2 separate regions of the Mus musculus genome follow, and region 2 is linked to region 1. A link is a loop called in an ENCODE intact Hi-C map of the cell type or tissue named here. Cell type or tissue: left cerebral cortex. All regions are shown on one strand.

The links. A loop is a pair of places that touch in the nucleus more often than their neighbours do. Peaks named below come from ENCODE experiments on the same cell type or tissue, not always from the same donor. Only the 100,000 strongest peaks of a DNase experiment are listed, where the experiment ranks them.
Region 2: it touches region 1 in a loop (7-fold over the local background); 3 of 42 quality-filtered maps call a loop at or near these places.

Annotation. Positions count from the first base shown.
Region 1 is chr2:138,608,156-138,616,155 of GRCm38, reverse strand. All of the region lies in intron 3 of Gm14061 (a long non-coding RNA gene), which reads right to left. Among named protein-coding and RNA genes, the nearest start is that of Gm14061, 31 kb to the right of the region's middle. In left cerebral cortex, no CTCF peak of the experiment used is centred here; DNase peaks (open chromatin) are centred at 3,186 and 3,605; H3K27ac peaks cover 240 bases.
Region 2 is chr2:138,471,477-138,479,476 of GRCm38, reverse strand. The region is part of intron 2 of LOC102636024 (a long non-coding RNA gene); the gene reads right to left. Among named protein-coding and RNA genes, the nearest start is that of Gm14061, 110 kb to the left of the region's middle. In left cerebral cortex, no CTCF peak of the experiment used is centred here; DNase peaks (open chromatin) are centred at 2,774 and 3,367; H3K27ac peaks cover 1,324 bases.

The DNA.
Region 1 (8,000 bases):
GCTTAATGTAATAGAGTTCAAATTTATTTCTTCCTAAATGCAGTGGCCTGGAATAAAATCTTCCTTTCCTGTTTCACTTTCTCCTGGCTCATTTTTAATTTTGCATTCTTCAAAGATGTCAAATTAATAAGGATCTGAATTGTGATCAACAGCAGTTGAAGGCAAAGGGCCTATTGGGCCTTGTGATATGTCTTAGCAACCCAAATAACTTCTACCTCCTGGGGAAACATTTGGGAACACTGTCACTTCACTTAATCCATAAAGCTGACTTGAGAGCAAGTAACATACACAGGGAGAGAAGCTAATATATAGCAGACCCTGTCAACCACACTTTATATACAGATACCCCACAAGGTGGCTGGTATCTTATCATTTTTGATGTGAATAAATACAATAGAAGAGGCGCTAACTCAGAAAAAGAAATGGACCAGTGGGGGGACAGGAAAAGGTGGTGGTGGGAATCAAAATTCTTACAGTAGGTTCAGTGAGAGTGTCTAATACAGGCTCAGATATTTGAATACTTGGTCCCTGACTGAAGAAATTAAAAAAGGGAGTACATGACTACCCCTAAAGTATGGAGCTTTTTATTGTAGATATAAGGGAGAAAGTAGGAGAGCAGACTAAACTGGATCACTAATGAAGAGACAGGGAGAGAGTCAAAGAAGAGCCCACCAACCAAAGTGGCCTAGTCCAAGAGGTCAAAAGACCAGTGTAGACAAAATGGTTGAGTTATATAAGGATCAGGCTAGGGTAAGGGAAGCTGAAGCCCGGCCCCTGGGAGGGAGAGTTTACAGTGGGGGTGTGGTGATAAGTGCTGGGAAGAGCCACAGGTACTTAGTGTCCTCTGAGAGCTGGCCAACATCCACTTTGACATATTTAATAGGCACCTCACATAGCCATTTGTTCTGGTTTCTAAGTCCTAACAGTTACCAGTTGGTGACAATGTTTGGTGAGGTCTAGAGCATGGTTGGAAGAAGGCTGTCACTGCTCATACCAGTTCTAATTTGCCCCTCTACTTCCTGCTTGTGACTGAAGGTGTGAACCCTCAGCTTCCTGCTCCTGCCACTGTGCTTGTTGTTTGCCAACATGCCCCGTGCCATGATAGAACTTATCACCATAGAAACGAACCAAAATCAACTGTTCCTCTACAAGTTGCTGTGGCCATGGTGTTTTATAACAACAACATAAATGTAGCTAATACAGAAATTGGGATCAGCGTGTAGGATATTGCTATGAACAAATTGACTGTGGTTTTTCTGTTTTTGTTTGTTTGTTTGTTTGTTTGGGATGTAGAAGTATTGAAACTTTGGAATACAAAAGCAGTTGAATTTATAAGCATCACTTAAAGGACAGTTATAGTAGAATCCTGCAAGATGATAGTACTGAGGGCAACACACACGGTGAGGGCTCAGCTCTAAAGGTTTCAGATGGAAACAATAGTAACAACTGGGAAGAGGGCATCTCTGTGATGTTTTGCCAAAGCATCTGATTACCTTCTGATCTTTTCCTAAGACCTTGCTTGAAGATCAATTTAAAACTAATAGACTAATTTCTTTGGTGGGACACTTTCAAGGCAGCATTATATTTGAGCTTTAGTTTTATATTTATTATTAATAACTCTTATACAGATTCACAAAGAAAAAGAGCATGTGGAACCTAAAATAAAATTTAAAAAAAAAGAACAGGGTAAAGGAGTAGGGAAAAAAATACTACAAAATGTAATGTTGTAGCTATAGCTTGTGCTGAAAGATGTAATAAGGTAAGTGCCATTTCTGCTCTGAACTGGGATAGAGGAAAGTGTACCCTTGGAGCAAGATTCCACCCAGTTAAGTTTCCTTGTTAAAGAGTCTTTTCTGCTCCTAGAAAGCAATTGAATAAAAGCCTTTTGCTAATGTCATCCAAACTTGACAACATCATCTACAAGGTGCTGGCTTTGGAGGTATGTAGAAATACAGTAGAGAAGGAGGTATGGATTCTTTTGCCAGAATTCCAGAGGGTCATCGAGGTCACACAATGCATAGCAGGGAGTCCCTTTTTAAAGTGGAAGAAAGGGTAGGTGGCCCTGAGAGGTCATTTTGTGAAGTTCTGCAAATGAAGCTTGGTTGTAGCAGAGACCACAGATATAGACACCAGAGCCATGGAATATCTGTTAATGATTGCCACATAAAAGGAGTGGAACTAGTCAAAGAGAGAGATAGATGCTGCAGGCAGCAAAGCTAGAGGAGTGAAGTCATCTAAGCACTTTGATACTTGACAAAGACATCTTTGGTATAGAATTTCTGAGCTCTGCCCTTATTCCTCCATTTTGAAATGAAAATGTATATTCTCTGTCATGGTATGTTGGAAGTGTGCAGCATGCTTTTTTTTATTTTACTGGAAGTCACAACTAAGAGATTGCCTTGAGACTCAGAAGAGACTTTGGATTTTGGACTTGTAAACAGTGTTGAGACTGTAAAAGACCAAGAACTTTTGAAGTTGGGCTGCATGCATTTTGTGTTATGATGTGACCAAAGTCAATGGGAGCCTGGGAGTGCAACGTGGCAGTTTGAATGAGAATGCCCCTCTTAGTCCCAGTTCATGTTGTTCTGTAGGGAGTAAATTTTGTCTTCTGGAAGTATAGCATCAGGCTGTACTCCATAAATAAACAAAACTATGATTTATTAGTTTGAAATCTAAAAAGTGTTTCCAAAGCACTAGATTTGAGTAAGAATTTTACATATTTTTTTCTAGGAGAGACTGCAGGAGGAAATAATGGTTTAAATCAGGTCAAACTACAGGTTCCTTTCCTGTTGATGTTGTCATGGAAATGATGGGTGGAACAGGGAAAGGTGGAGTTGAGCACACAGTTATCCTGTGATCCAGGACCTTTCCATTTGTTTGCCTACAGTTTACAGTTTCCTTTGGGTCTTTCCTCTTCTGGCCATCATTTGTAAAAGTGAGAGCAAAGACAGACATCTATGTGTCTTTATGCAGCAGGTTTCTAAGTGGCCAGCCTCTACTTATATCTTTGGTTCTAGTTTCCCACTCACAGCTGACTTCAAAGAAGGCATACTCACATAAAAAAAAAAAATTCAGTGATTAAGAACCAGCTTTTATTCAACTTTGGGTTAGAGCAGAGTATGTCACTTACATTGCAAGTGTGGGGTGAAAACTGAGAAGATAGAAAGCAGTGTCTACTTGGAGTCACGACAGGAAGATTCTGGGTTGGCCATGCTTCTTACATAGGCACGTGTAAATGTCTATAGTCATCATTGTGCATAATTTCTAATTGTACTGATTTCTCTCTGGTATTCTGTTTTTCTATGCGTCTTTCAACTCTGCTTATGGTCCTATCACCCCCTATACTGTTTTTCAGAGACATAAATATTGTTCAATTCAAACATTTCAATGTCTGAATGGCCCATTTCCAATGGCAACAGTTGTATTAACTGTAGAAGTTATGTACAGCCTATATACTGTGTACTATTCACCAGATATGCCCACTTTTCTAACACAGGTTAAGCTCTGCACTGAGCTAGAGTACTTTTCCCATAGTCACAAAGAACCAGAAATCTCTGGGAATTTCCATTTCCCCAAGGCAGCATGCAACTCTTTGCTCACAGGAGTGTGAATAGGAGCCCCAGATGGTTTGATGCCTTGATGCAAAATTGACTCCAAGTTATAATTTAAGCTCCAGAGTTTCCCCATGAAATAGGACCAAGACCAGGACTTTTTTTTTCTGAAGACTTACATTGTCAGCTCTCATTCTTTCCTCTTTCTCCATTGTTTTACCTGGAAGTATTTTCTTACTATATCATTTTCTTGTAAAATCTTATTTCAAAGATTGCTTCTGTGGGACCTGGATTGTGCAGCCATGTCTTCTATCAATCTTTTTGTTTTTCTTTATTGGATATTTTATTTATTTACATTTCAAATGTTATCCCTTTTCCTGGTTTCCCTCCCTCCTGGAAACACCCTATCACATTTTTTTCTCCCCCTGCTTCTATGATGGTGTTCCTCCACCTACCCACCCACTAACACCTCCCTGCCTTTGAATTCCCCTACACTGAGGCTTCTATCAAGCCATCATAGGACCAAGGACCTCTCCTCCCATTGATGCCTGGCAAGGCCGTCCTCTGCTACATATGCAGCTGGAGCCATGCGTACTCCTTTGTCATGGCTTAGACCCTGGAAGCTCGGGGGGGGGGGGGTCTGGTTGGCTGATATTGTTGTTCTTCCTATGGGGTTGTAAACTCATTCAAGTCCTTCAGCTCTTTCTCTATCTCCTCTATTAGGGACCCCACATTCAGTCCAATGGTTGGCTGCTAACATCCACCTTTGTATTTGTAAGTCTTTGGCAGGGACTCTCAAGAAACAGCCATATCAGGCTCCTTTCAGTATACACTTCTTGGCATCCACAATAGTGTCTGGGTTTGGTAACTGTATATGGGATGAATTCCCAGATGGGACAGTCTCTCGGAGGCCATTAATCTCTGCTCTATACTGTATCCCCATATTTGCTCCTGTGACTATTTTGTTCTCCTTCTAAGAAAGACCGAAGCACCCACACTTTGGTCTTCTTTCTTCTTGAGCTTCATGTGGTCTATGAATTGTATCCTGGTTTTTTGGAGCTTTTGGGCTAGTATCCACTTACCAGTAAGTGCATACCATGTGTGTTCTTTTGCGATTGGTTACCTTACTCAAAATTGTATTTTCTAGTTCTATCCATTTGCCTAAGAATTTCATGAATTCATTTTTAATAGCTGAGTAGTACTCCATTATGTAAACATACCACATATTCTGTATCCATTCCTCTGTTGAAGGACATCTGGGTTCTTTCCAGCTCTTGGCTATTATTATTAAGGCTGCTATGAACATGGTGGATCATGTGTCCTTATTACATGTTGGAATATCTTCTGGGTATATGCTCAGGAGAGGTATTGCTGGATCTTCTGGTAGTACTTTGTCTACCTTTCTGAGGAACTGCCAAACTGATGATTTCCAGAGGGGCTGTACCAGCTTGCATTCCCACCAACAATGGAGGACTGCTCCTCTTTTTCCACATCCTCACCAGCATCTGCTGTCACCTGAGTTTTTTATTTTAGGCATTCTGACTGGTGTAAAGTGGAATCTCCCCAGTCTTCTATCAGTTTTAATGTCTTATCAAGACTGACCTGACTTCGCAGAACATGGCTTGCTCGCTTTTCAGTTCTCTCTTGCCTTCTGCCAACTTGCTTAGTGTGCTAGTACCAAGTGACTGTGACTCACGTGTGCTGCTGCCCTCCTGCATCCCTTGTATTATTCCATCCATCTATCCTTCATGAGTATCTAAAACTTTCCTGATGCTTGAAGTCTTGAGAAGTGCATTCTACTCCCCAACTCTTAATGGGGCACAGACACCGTAATGGTCAGCAGCCTCCGCTGGAGAAAATTTGGGACAACTTATTTAACTTCTGTCACCTACTTGCTCACTTCAACAGTAACAAGGTTCTCCTGACTCCACAAGAACATATAGAGAGCTTGACAAGATAGTAACTCTTACTAGCGTCAATAAGAGAGACTCAGTTCGTTCTCTGTTTAAATCATACACCTCGTATCCTCGGTGCCTCACATAGTTTTCTGACATAGTGTTATTTATTGACTTATAAATAAATAGCTGGTAAACAAAGCATGCCTAGACCCTTCCTAATGCTTTTTTTTTTTTTTTTTTGCTTTAAAATCCAAATTCTTGAAGTCTGCTACCAATTTCAAACAGAAGACTGAAAGAAAACATTCTGGCATTTGTTATGCCTTTTAGTTTTTTGAATACCTACCTTGCTTTCACCTTGAAGCTGATGGAAGTTTCTGCTTTTCTATTTGAAAATATAGTCAAACACATAACAACATAAGGCCCATAGTAAATTAAGAAATCCTTTCTCCTAGCTCTTTGCCAGCCTTTCTTCTTTATTTTTGCAATTCTCTCCTCATCATCATTGCTTCTTCTTCCTATTTCTCAGTCTCAGAGACCAAGACAGTAAATGTGATTAGCCATTTTCTGCCTCTCTCTCTCTCCTTGCTTTTGACAGTTTTTGAAAACCATGACCCTGACAGCTTTGACCTCTTAAAATGTGATTCTTCACTTGCAACAGTGTTCGTTTAATAAATAGAAACCATCATCTATCTTTGGGGCTTTTCCCTAGAGGGTGATGAAGAACATTTTCCATTTAGCACATTGTTTCTTGAAATCCTTGGGTGCTTCTATAAAATGCCCCTTGGATGCTCAAAGTCCTTATGAAATGTTTTTAGTGTCTAAAGGTACTAGAATAGTGGATTAGTGCATAAAGACATTGTTTTTTCATTCTGTAACATGAGCTCACACAATTCTGTCCATAGGACCATAATGAATATTAATTTGAAATGGCTACCACTTTTCCCTCTAAGGATCACTGTAGTTAAAGATGATTTTCTTCCCTATAAAGCATGGCCTTTCACATTCATGTCTTTCCACATCCATTTCTCTCCATTTGGATTTGAAGTTCTATTTGTACATTTTGTTCCTTCCCAGAGCCTACATTCTCACCGGTACATAGATATAATGAACGCTTTAAAATATTTGCTGAAGGGATTAAGATTCCCAGAAAGAGACTGAGCAGAGAGAAATCAGTGAAAGATTTAGGAAATATACCCTGTGTGGTTGCCAGCTCACGTACAGACTTGCCCAACTCCCAGAAGCCTGGTGACAGGGAAGACGAACAGCGGCGTCCCCTTACGCCACATAGGCAGTTTTTCTAGTAAATCTAAAACCGTGATCAATATTCTCCATTTATATTTCAGCTCCCCATGAATTCATAAAACGTGAAGAAGAGAGAACACAGATAATATCACCAAAAAAACACAGCTCTACCCAGCCCTTTTCTATCTCCCAGGACAAAATGAACAAAGCCGACCTTGAGTACAATACCCAAGCCAAAGAATAGAACCTCTTCCAGCCAGATCCTTCTGGGAGTGCACTCATTTCGTCTTCTTCCCTTTGCCTAATTAGAATCTCTTTGTCATTCACTCTGTCACCAGAATTCTGGGCCTGACTTACTATTAGGAGTCTCGTTATATTTCTGATATCTACATATTAATTTCCTTTGGGCACCTGGCTGAAATTGCAGAGAACTTTCTCAGTGAGTTCATGCCCCTGTTGAGCCTGAAATCAATTTTATGACAATCCCAAACCACGTTTCCATCTGTGGCTCCTTGATTCTGTTCATTGATGTAGCAGTAAAAATTAATCTTAAGGAAAAGATATTTTACTTAGTTTGAGCATTCTATTTCTAAGTGGTTTGAAGTTTTAAGTGAAATGGAGATTTAGAGAACAACATGACACTGTGCTGGAGTTCTCATATCATCTGATGGAGTATCACACAGTAGACTAGGCTCCCTTCCATTGTAAATATTAGCATTATGAATGTAATCAAACGAAAATAGAGGTTTCACCAGTTCATTTAAAGCTTTGGACATATTTAGCGGTACTGGTAAAGCCACCAATAAAACTAATTGTACTTAGGAAGTTTCTCAGTGACTTAAAACACTGGAATTATGATGGACTCCTGTAGTGAGCCTTCCCTTTATCAGCTTGCTCAGTCATAAAGCCTAAGGAAGATGCTTCGGACAAGCTGGCTTACTGGAAAAAAAAAAGCCTTCTCAAAAGAAAAGAAACATGAAAGTGGCAGGGCAGGTAAGGACCCCAAGAATGATTGAGCTTGGCCTGAGTATAGCTCAGAGCCTGCAAGAACCTCTGGAGCATGCATTGCTCCACTGACTTGGTCAAGCTGGAGCAGTAGAACTGGACTTTTTCCTTTCTTTTGTGGTCTACCATGTGCTGTTGGCAGCTCACAATGGCAGGACATAAACTATTCCAGGGGCAGAACATAAAATCTTCAAATATTTACTGGTCAGGTTGGTGTCGTGGGTAGAAGGAAATTCTTCGAAGATGGAGGTAAATAGCTCTAGGTGATTAATGTTTTCATCTTCTGTCAGCTCTTGTTTAATAA
Region 2 (8,000 bases), 140 kb after region 1:
AGATGGAATGCGTCAAATAACTAAAGAGCTCCCTTCAATACCACAATTTTCTTTAAAAAATATCCTGAAAGCATTATACTATCAGAAAATATATCCATTAAACCTGATATTACCTACAATATTTTGAAAGACTATAGACTGAACTTTAATGTAATCCTTCATCTATGTTTTCTGGCATAATGAAAAGGGGAGACTAACAAGAAATCTTGTATTTAATACCAAGTACTCTCAGTGCTTCACAGTGGTTCTACATTTCGCTTCATGATTATTGTTTCATCCACGCAGGCACGACTCATTAACAAACTACATTAAATACCTACGCTATGGCAAGAATTCTAGTATTGTGAATGAAAGGATGAAAAGAGATATTTCAGTCTTTACAGAACTTACGTTGGGCAGAGATATTTTAAACTTTTAAAAATAATAAATACAGAGAATTATAACTGCATTGAAGAAATAATGCAAAGCAATAAAAAAGAACTATGGGCTGAGATGGGGAGTATCAGGAGACTATGTAGATACTAAAACATAGAAGATAAAGAGAGACAGCTGTGTAGGATCAATAAGTGTCATAGAAGATTCTAGTCTCAGAAAAATGTTAGAGAATATATATTAAATCCATGAGCTTATGGTAGGTCATGTATATAGGATGTACACTGTTATGGGTCTATTTGGATTTCCTTAATAGTCTTTCTCTAGGACTGGACGCTCAAATTTTAGCTACCTGCATTATCAATACCTTATATCTGTAGCAACTTCCTTTAAAGTTATTCCTTTGTGTTTAGGGTACCAGAGTTACTTTGGGTACAGTCACAAGTTCCCATCTCCAAAGAGGATCCACGGCCAATGACTGACTAGAAGCAAGTATGAAAGCTCAGATTCTTGATTCCAAAGAAGAAAGCTACATAGTATCATTTGTGTGCTTCACACAGCCTAAAGTGATAAAGCCAGAACTGGAACTTGGCCTGAAATCCTTCCTTCCTTCCTTTTTTCTTTGCCACTGACTTCCAATATGCCTTCACTGGTATCTCCTTGGAGCCCAGTTTGAATCAATTGCCTTTGGTCAAATTTTCATGGTAGGTTCTGTACTTGTTGAAACAGCCTTCAGATACCCTGTATACCTACACAAGTGGAAGAGATTACATCAAGGTGAATACTATGCTTGGTCTGGATAGTTTACAATTGTAGTAGAACTAAGGAAGTATTGATAACACTGATGAAGAATTATTTTAATCCTTCCACAATACAATTTTATAACTCTAGGGAAAACCACATGCCTGAGATTAAATTTCTTATGTACGCTGTGAAAAGCAGGCCCACAGTGATCTCCCAGGAATTTTTCTTAGACTAAGGTAATATGTTCCATGCATGCATGGTATGAGTGAATTATGAATAAATGTATATGCTATCTAAAAGGAAATAGCTGTGAACTATTATTCTAGAAGGTAGTCTTTATTTGACTTATTACCATATGCTTGCTGAAGCAAAAGTTAACAGTCATCTCAAAAGTCAGTAGGGTAGAGGAATTATTTCAATCATTTTACCTCATATCTGAGTAAGCTTTAATGAAGACAACTGAACCAATGAAAGAAAAGGAGAAAGACTCCAGTGATAACTAACCTAGCAAATGTGTGTGCTCTGGGTGGAAAAGGTAGAAGCTGAGAAGGTCCATGCTAAAACCTGCAAGATCATGTTTGTTACTGAGTCACAGGATTTAGACATGTTCAGCAATTCCTGCTGCTGAGAAGTCAGAATGGATCAACATTCCAGAAAGGGGCAACTACCACTGGAAATATGACAGACACTCATAACTTCACAGCATTGCTTAAAAGTCATTAAAGTTGGACAACTGGATTTAAAATTAGCTATAAAGCATTTGTGACATATAAGAGTTTCAGATTTCCAGTTCTATGGGTAGAGAAGATACCAGAAGATCACAAAGGTGCAGAGAGCAGTTGGCCAAGTACACAACACAGTATGCCATGGCACAGAATCAAGTCCGTTAGTGAAAATTCAGGTCAATGCCTTTCATTGCTCGTGCCAGGCCAGCTAGCTCCCTTTAAGTCTGGTTCCCACAAATGTAAGGTAAGACAACGATTATACACATCTCATCGATGAGTAAAATAAATGGGCACCTTTGCGATCTTTTATCATAATATATGCACCCAATAAAGACATCTTCCCTTTGTCCAAACTTGCCCACCAAACTTAGAAAAACAAAATATTGTCAACAAATTCCCTGCCTAGCCCTTTCTGTCTTCTTCCCCTCGGCCTTCTTACTCCAATGCTGGTTGTGTTCCAGTTTCTCATGTGGCAACTCCCCCAAGCTGACTATCAATTTTTACATTTTTTTCTCCTCCAGTCTTTGCCCTTTTATTGAGAAAACATTCTGGCAGTTATTCACAACTCAACACTCATTGGCTGTGAATATGAGACCCAACTATCATCTCTCTATCCCTCTCCAGTCCAAACGACTCAACTAGATATTCTTATTAATACTAGAGAACACCTATTCTGTAGATCTTTCATTTACTTTAGTTTATGTGAAAATTATAACATTGTTAATTTTCCCTATCTCTAGCCAGTTTTTCCACACAAGCTGACTTTGTAGAGAAAAGCAAAGCCTTTACATCCACAGGCCTTTTTTGTTCCTATCTAAAATTAGTGCAGCTGCTGCTATACTATTTTAGGGAACGCAGGACATGCGCCTCTCCTCAGATGTACCAGCTTGTCCAGTTATGAAGCAGCATACGTTATGGGGTATGTATGTTTAGCATCAAACCCCAACACCACAAGGCTGCAGCTTCTGCTCATTTACCACAGAGTTGGCAAGTGTGTGATTGGTGAGCACAGAGGCTGGTAGGAAGGATAAACATGATTTTTATGTGAAAAATATGTAAGAGAGCAAGAAGTCCAAAACAGGGGATGCCTGTGCCAGTTTGCCTTCCATTGCTGAGACAAAAGCAGCAAGGAGAAAGGGGAGGAGTTAAGTTTACATCGGCACTACAGTGCATCATGAAGGAGAGTCAGGAACCAGAGGCAGGGATCAGGATTCAGGAACTTGCAACGATTATGGGAGAACACTGCTTACTGCCTTGTTTCCTACAGTTTGCTCAGACTGCTTTCTTCTATAACCCAGAAGCAAGAGTAAGTGGGGCCCTCTCACATCAATCATTAAGAAAATGGCTAATAGACTTGCCTATAAGCCAGTCTGATGGAGTCATTTTCTTAATTCAGGTTCCCTCTTTCCAGATGAATCTCTGTGCTACGATATCAAGAAACTATCCAACAAGTCCTGCAAGGGGACACTCAGTAAGTGAGGATGCTCTCAAAGAGGAACATGTGCAGGGTAGGAAAAGCAGAAGACAGCCTTTTTGCTTGTCAGAAGTTTACCTCCATCTTGGGCTCACAACAGCTGCATAATGAGAATGGCATCAAGATTCATCATCTTCGCAAGCTGACTCCGGAAGAAGGCACTGTCTGCAGATGTCTGTACTGGTGCAATTCCTGGAGGCAGAAACCAACCCTCTCAAGAGAAGGAGCAACAGCAGGCAATGCACAATGACTGAGGCAAAGGGTCTCACCTAGATTTTAGAAGATTTGTGTAAGAGAAGTTTTCTCAACTCAGCTGAGAAAAAAAAATAGAAGCAATGGAGTATGGGAGGGGAAAATGGAGGGTTTAGTATAGAGCCAACACATCTTCTGCATCTGTTCAGCTCTCTAGCACCAAAGATAGGATTTCAACAAAATAAGTGCTCATTAAGTACACAGTAAGTAGAAATGTCTTGGAGATGAAGTAACCTATCAGAAATAACTATTAAATTTAAAATAATGCCATATTTATAGCACATGGAGATTTTGATTTTCAGGATATTAAAAATTGTATCAAATCACGCAATTGAGTGTATCTCATCTATTGCATTGTTTTATCTTCTCTGGCCTTCATCAGTTAAAACAAAAAATAAAAGCTGAAAACAAACAAACAAAAGCAAGAAACTATGGAAAAGAAGAAGAAAAAAACTAGAGTTGCATTAAGAAGGAAGGGAATGATATGGAACACCATAGAACCCCAGCACTTGAGAGGCTGAGGTATAATGAGTGAGAGAGTTCAAGGCCAGCCTGGGCTGTATAGGGAGAGTGAGTCACACCACATGCGCACAAGTGCGCGCGCACACACACACACACACACACACACACACATATACACACAAAGAGAGAGAGAGACAGAGAAACAGACAGAGACAAAGACAGAGAGAGACCGAGAAACTAAGACAGAGATACAGAGAGAAACAGAGATAGAAACAGCGACAGAGACAGAAAGATGTGCTCTGCTTTTGGGTTGTGTGCACCTGCTAGCTTTCCCAGTAGATTAGTTGAAATGAGCATAATTTTATCTAGTTCAACTCCAGAACTGAAACTGTGCTAATGGTGGACCTATCTGTGCTTTTCTTGCATGGATTAGATGAAGCAATCTACCAGCAAGGACATCTGAGGGATTTTTTTTTTAATTGAAAGTGACAAATTCCAACCAGAGAATTTAGCTTAAATGAATGAGAAACTTTGCAGGTAATCTAAGAAACCTGCCGAAAGTGAGGTGTGGTTGCACAGGCTGAAAACTCTAACACTAAGGAGACAGAGACGAGACGCCCACTGCAAGATTTAGGGCATAGCCCTCCATGTAATGAGTACCAAGACAGTTATGGGGACATAGGGAGTTGCTTCCTTAGGAAGGAAAAAAGGAAGGCATGGAGGGAGGGAGACAGGGTTAGAGTTGGGGTGAGGGAAGGAAGAAGGGAACAGAGGAGGGAAATGAAGAAAAGAAAGAAAGAGATCAAAAGCTGGAATGAACTGGTCTCCTCCCTCTCCCTCACCCTCTCCCTCTCCCTCTCCCTCTCCCTCTCCCTCTCCCTCTCCCTCTCCCTCTCTCTCTCCCTCTCTCTCCCCCTCCCCCTCGCCTTTTCCTCATCCTCTCCCCCCTCTCTCCTTCCCTCCCTCACCCTTCTCTCTCTCTCTCTCTCTCTCTCTCTCTCTCTCTCTCTCACACACACACACACACACACATACACACACACACACAGAGGAACCAGCTACTTTTAACCATGGTTATTTTCCCTTGCCTGACAACTTGTCCAGGTGCTGATGGCATTCTCACATCATGGGACTCTTTTAAAGCCATGGATCTCATAGCTGTAACATCAGTGTCAACCATGATTGACATTGACGTCCATGACTGAATGTTCAGCATCCTGCAGCTACTCCATAGATTTCACCTGGAGGCAGGAAGAAATGTTTTCCTAAGGGATGGATGATCTCAGAAGAAAATCATATCTGGAGAAAACAGAGCTAAGTACGTACAGAAGAAACAACACCAACCCTCTTTTCCATGGGTTGCATCTTTATAATAATTAATATACCTACCTGAACACTTCCTTCCGTCTATAAAATGGGAATACCAATAACTGTTTTACTAGGATCTTTGAAGATTAAAATGGATAACGTATGGGTAAATATATTGAATAAAACATGTGCTTTCAAATTGTGGTAAGATGATATCATGAATTGCAGTGTATTAATTATAAAGCATTTACCAAGCACATAGGAATTTTATATTAGTTTTATAAATTGTAAAAAATAAATATTCAGTTCTACCTTTTCAAAACTAGCAGTCAAACCCACCACACCATAAAAACAGGAGGTGTGGGGAGGGAAGGAGCTGAAGGTGGCCCTTTTTCTTGTCAGCTCTTTCTTCAGAATAGTTATTCTCTGTTGAGAATGACACGAGGTTATGTTTAGAGAAGTGCCAGCTCTGAACCATTTCCTCCCTTTATTCTCAGAAATCAAAAATGATCCAGCATAAAGCATTCGCAGCTGTGTTGGGGAATGCGCTAGTCACGCCTCAGCAATTTATGGCCAATTTTCCATTAATAATAGAGAACGAAGAGTGGTTCAATCACTTCACTATCTAAATACTTGTTCTTAAGAAAGGGGGAAAGAGAGTACAATAGTTTTTGTTCTGTTTCTGAAAGAGCATTAATTCAATATTGTGTATCTTTGAAGAAAAACATTTAGATGGCTCTAAGTGGTAGGAAGTTAGGTTGATTGGGAATTATTCATAACAGCCTGTATGTGCAGTATTACCTGCAGTCCCCAGAGAGTGACTGAGAGGCAGACCTGAAATCCATGGAGCAATAGAGGTACACTGAATGGTGGAGAAAAGGGAGCTAGAGGGAAAGGAGAAGAAGAAGAAGAAGGAGGAGGAGGAGGAGGAGGAGGAGGAAGAGGAGGAGGAGGAGGAGGAGGAAGAGAAGAAGAAGAAGAAGAAGAAGAAGAAGAAGAAGAAGAAGAAGAAGAAGAAGAAGAAGAAGAAGAAGAAGAAGAAGAAGAAGAAGAAGAAGGAGAAGAAGAAGAAGAAGAAGAAAAGAAGACTGGACTTCTAAAACTTGAGTCAAAAGTGAGAGTCTCAGAAAAGTGGTGGATTCTTGCAGTAAAAATCTCAAACTAGAGGTCACTAGAGGGCTAAAGTAAATAAGAAATACAAATAATCTAGGGTGGCTAATTTATAAATTTAGAGGAAGTTAAAGACAGACTGGCAAACTTTTGTCCTAGTTGGAAGATATAACACTTTCCTAGGACATGCCATACATACTAGGGCTCTTAAAGTAAAAACAAAACTGTCATCTGCAAAGACAGACCCTGTGTCTAAATATAAGGTTAGAAATTGCTTAACATTCTGAAGAGAAAGAGACAGAGCTAGAGTTTCCACAATGGTGGAAGACGTCTTATGCAGTTTCTACTTAACACACAGACTTAGCTACTTTTCTACAGGCATGTCAAGGCACCACGATGCCCAAGGCAGATCACAGAAGAGTTTATTGTGGGTTTAGCATTTCAGAAGATGAGCCCAGGTCCATCATGGAGGGGGAGCATAGCAACAGGCAGTAGGCATGGTGCTGGAGCAGTAGCTGAGATCTTACATCCAGATCTACAAGCAGGAGGCAGGAAGAAATCTAACTGGCAATGGAATGGTATTTTAAAATTACAGAACACATCCCTAGTGACACAACTTTTTCAGCAAGGCAATACCTCCTAATCCTTCCCAAACAGTCCCACTTGTCTGGGATCAAGTAAGTATTCAACTAAATGAGCCTGTTGGGGTCATTCTCATTAGCCTACTCCATCCACTGGCCCACCAATTCTCTCAGCTCTCTATTTAATTTTTTAATGGGTGTGAATCTTAGCATGGGCTTCTTCAAAATACAAGCTGTAGTCAAGCTATGAAAACACAGGAAGGAATGGGGAAAGGAGTCACTAAAGGGCTGTCACTGGGTAGACGACTATGGAAAGTCAGGGGATAACGTAGAGAGTTTCAAAGACAGAAATCTGGGAGGATTTCTCCAGTTGTACTTAACTTATGAATTTTATTCCCTCAGTGTGACTCTAGGGTGTACCAAATGCTACAGCGTTTCCAGACTTCCCTTGGATAGAGAAGCATGGGCACTTGAGAAGGTAGGGTGCCAAGGCAGTGCAGGTGGCATCCCCAGTAAGCCCCAAAGCTAGTGTTGGGCGTGGGGGGGTGCAGTAAAAAACTACAGAAATACCCTAAATATCCCACTCCTCAGCCCAAGGCTCTTGTCTAATAGTCCGGCAGGCTTATTTATGTTGAAGATCATCCATTTTACTAGAAATCAATTGCAATTATTACCAAATTTATTAGAGTCCTAATTAACATTATATAAGCAGCTAAGTGGTATGTAAATAATTAGATTTATGCAAATCAATGAAATATGAGTTTGTGAGGGAAAAATGTTTCAATGAAAACTAATATGAAGGTTTCCAAGAGCTCCTTTGAAAGCAAGTCAACAGAACCAAGTTGAGTGAGGTGTGGCTCCAGGGAAACTCAAGCCTCTATAAAAACTGATTCAAATAGAGTGCTTCAAAAGTCACGTTAACTGTGCTTCAACGTAAAGAAACTGAAGTCGAGAATCTTAAGGCATGTATTA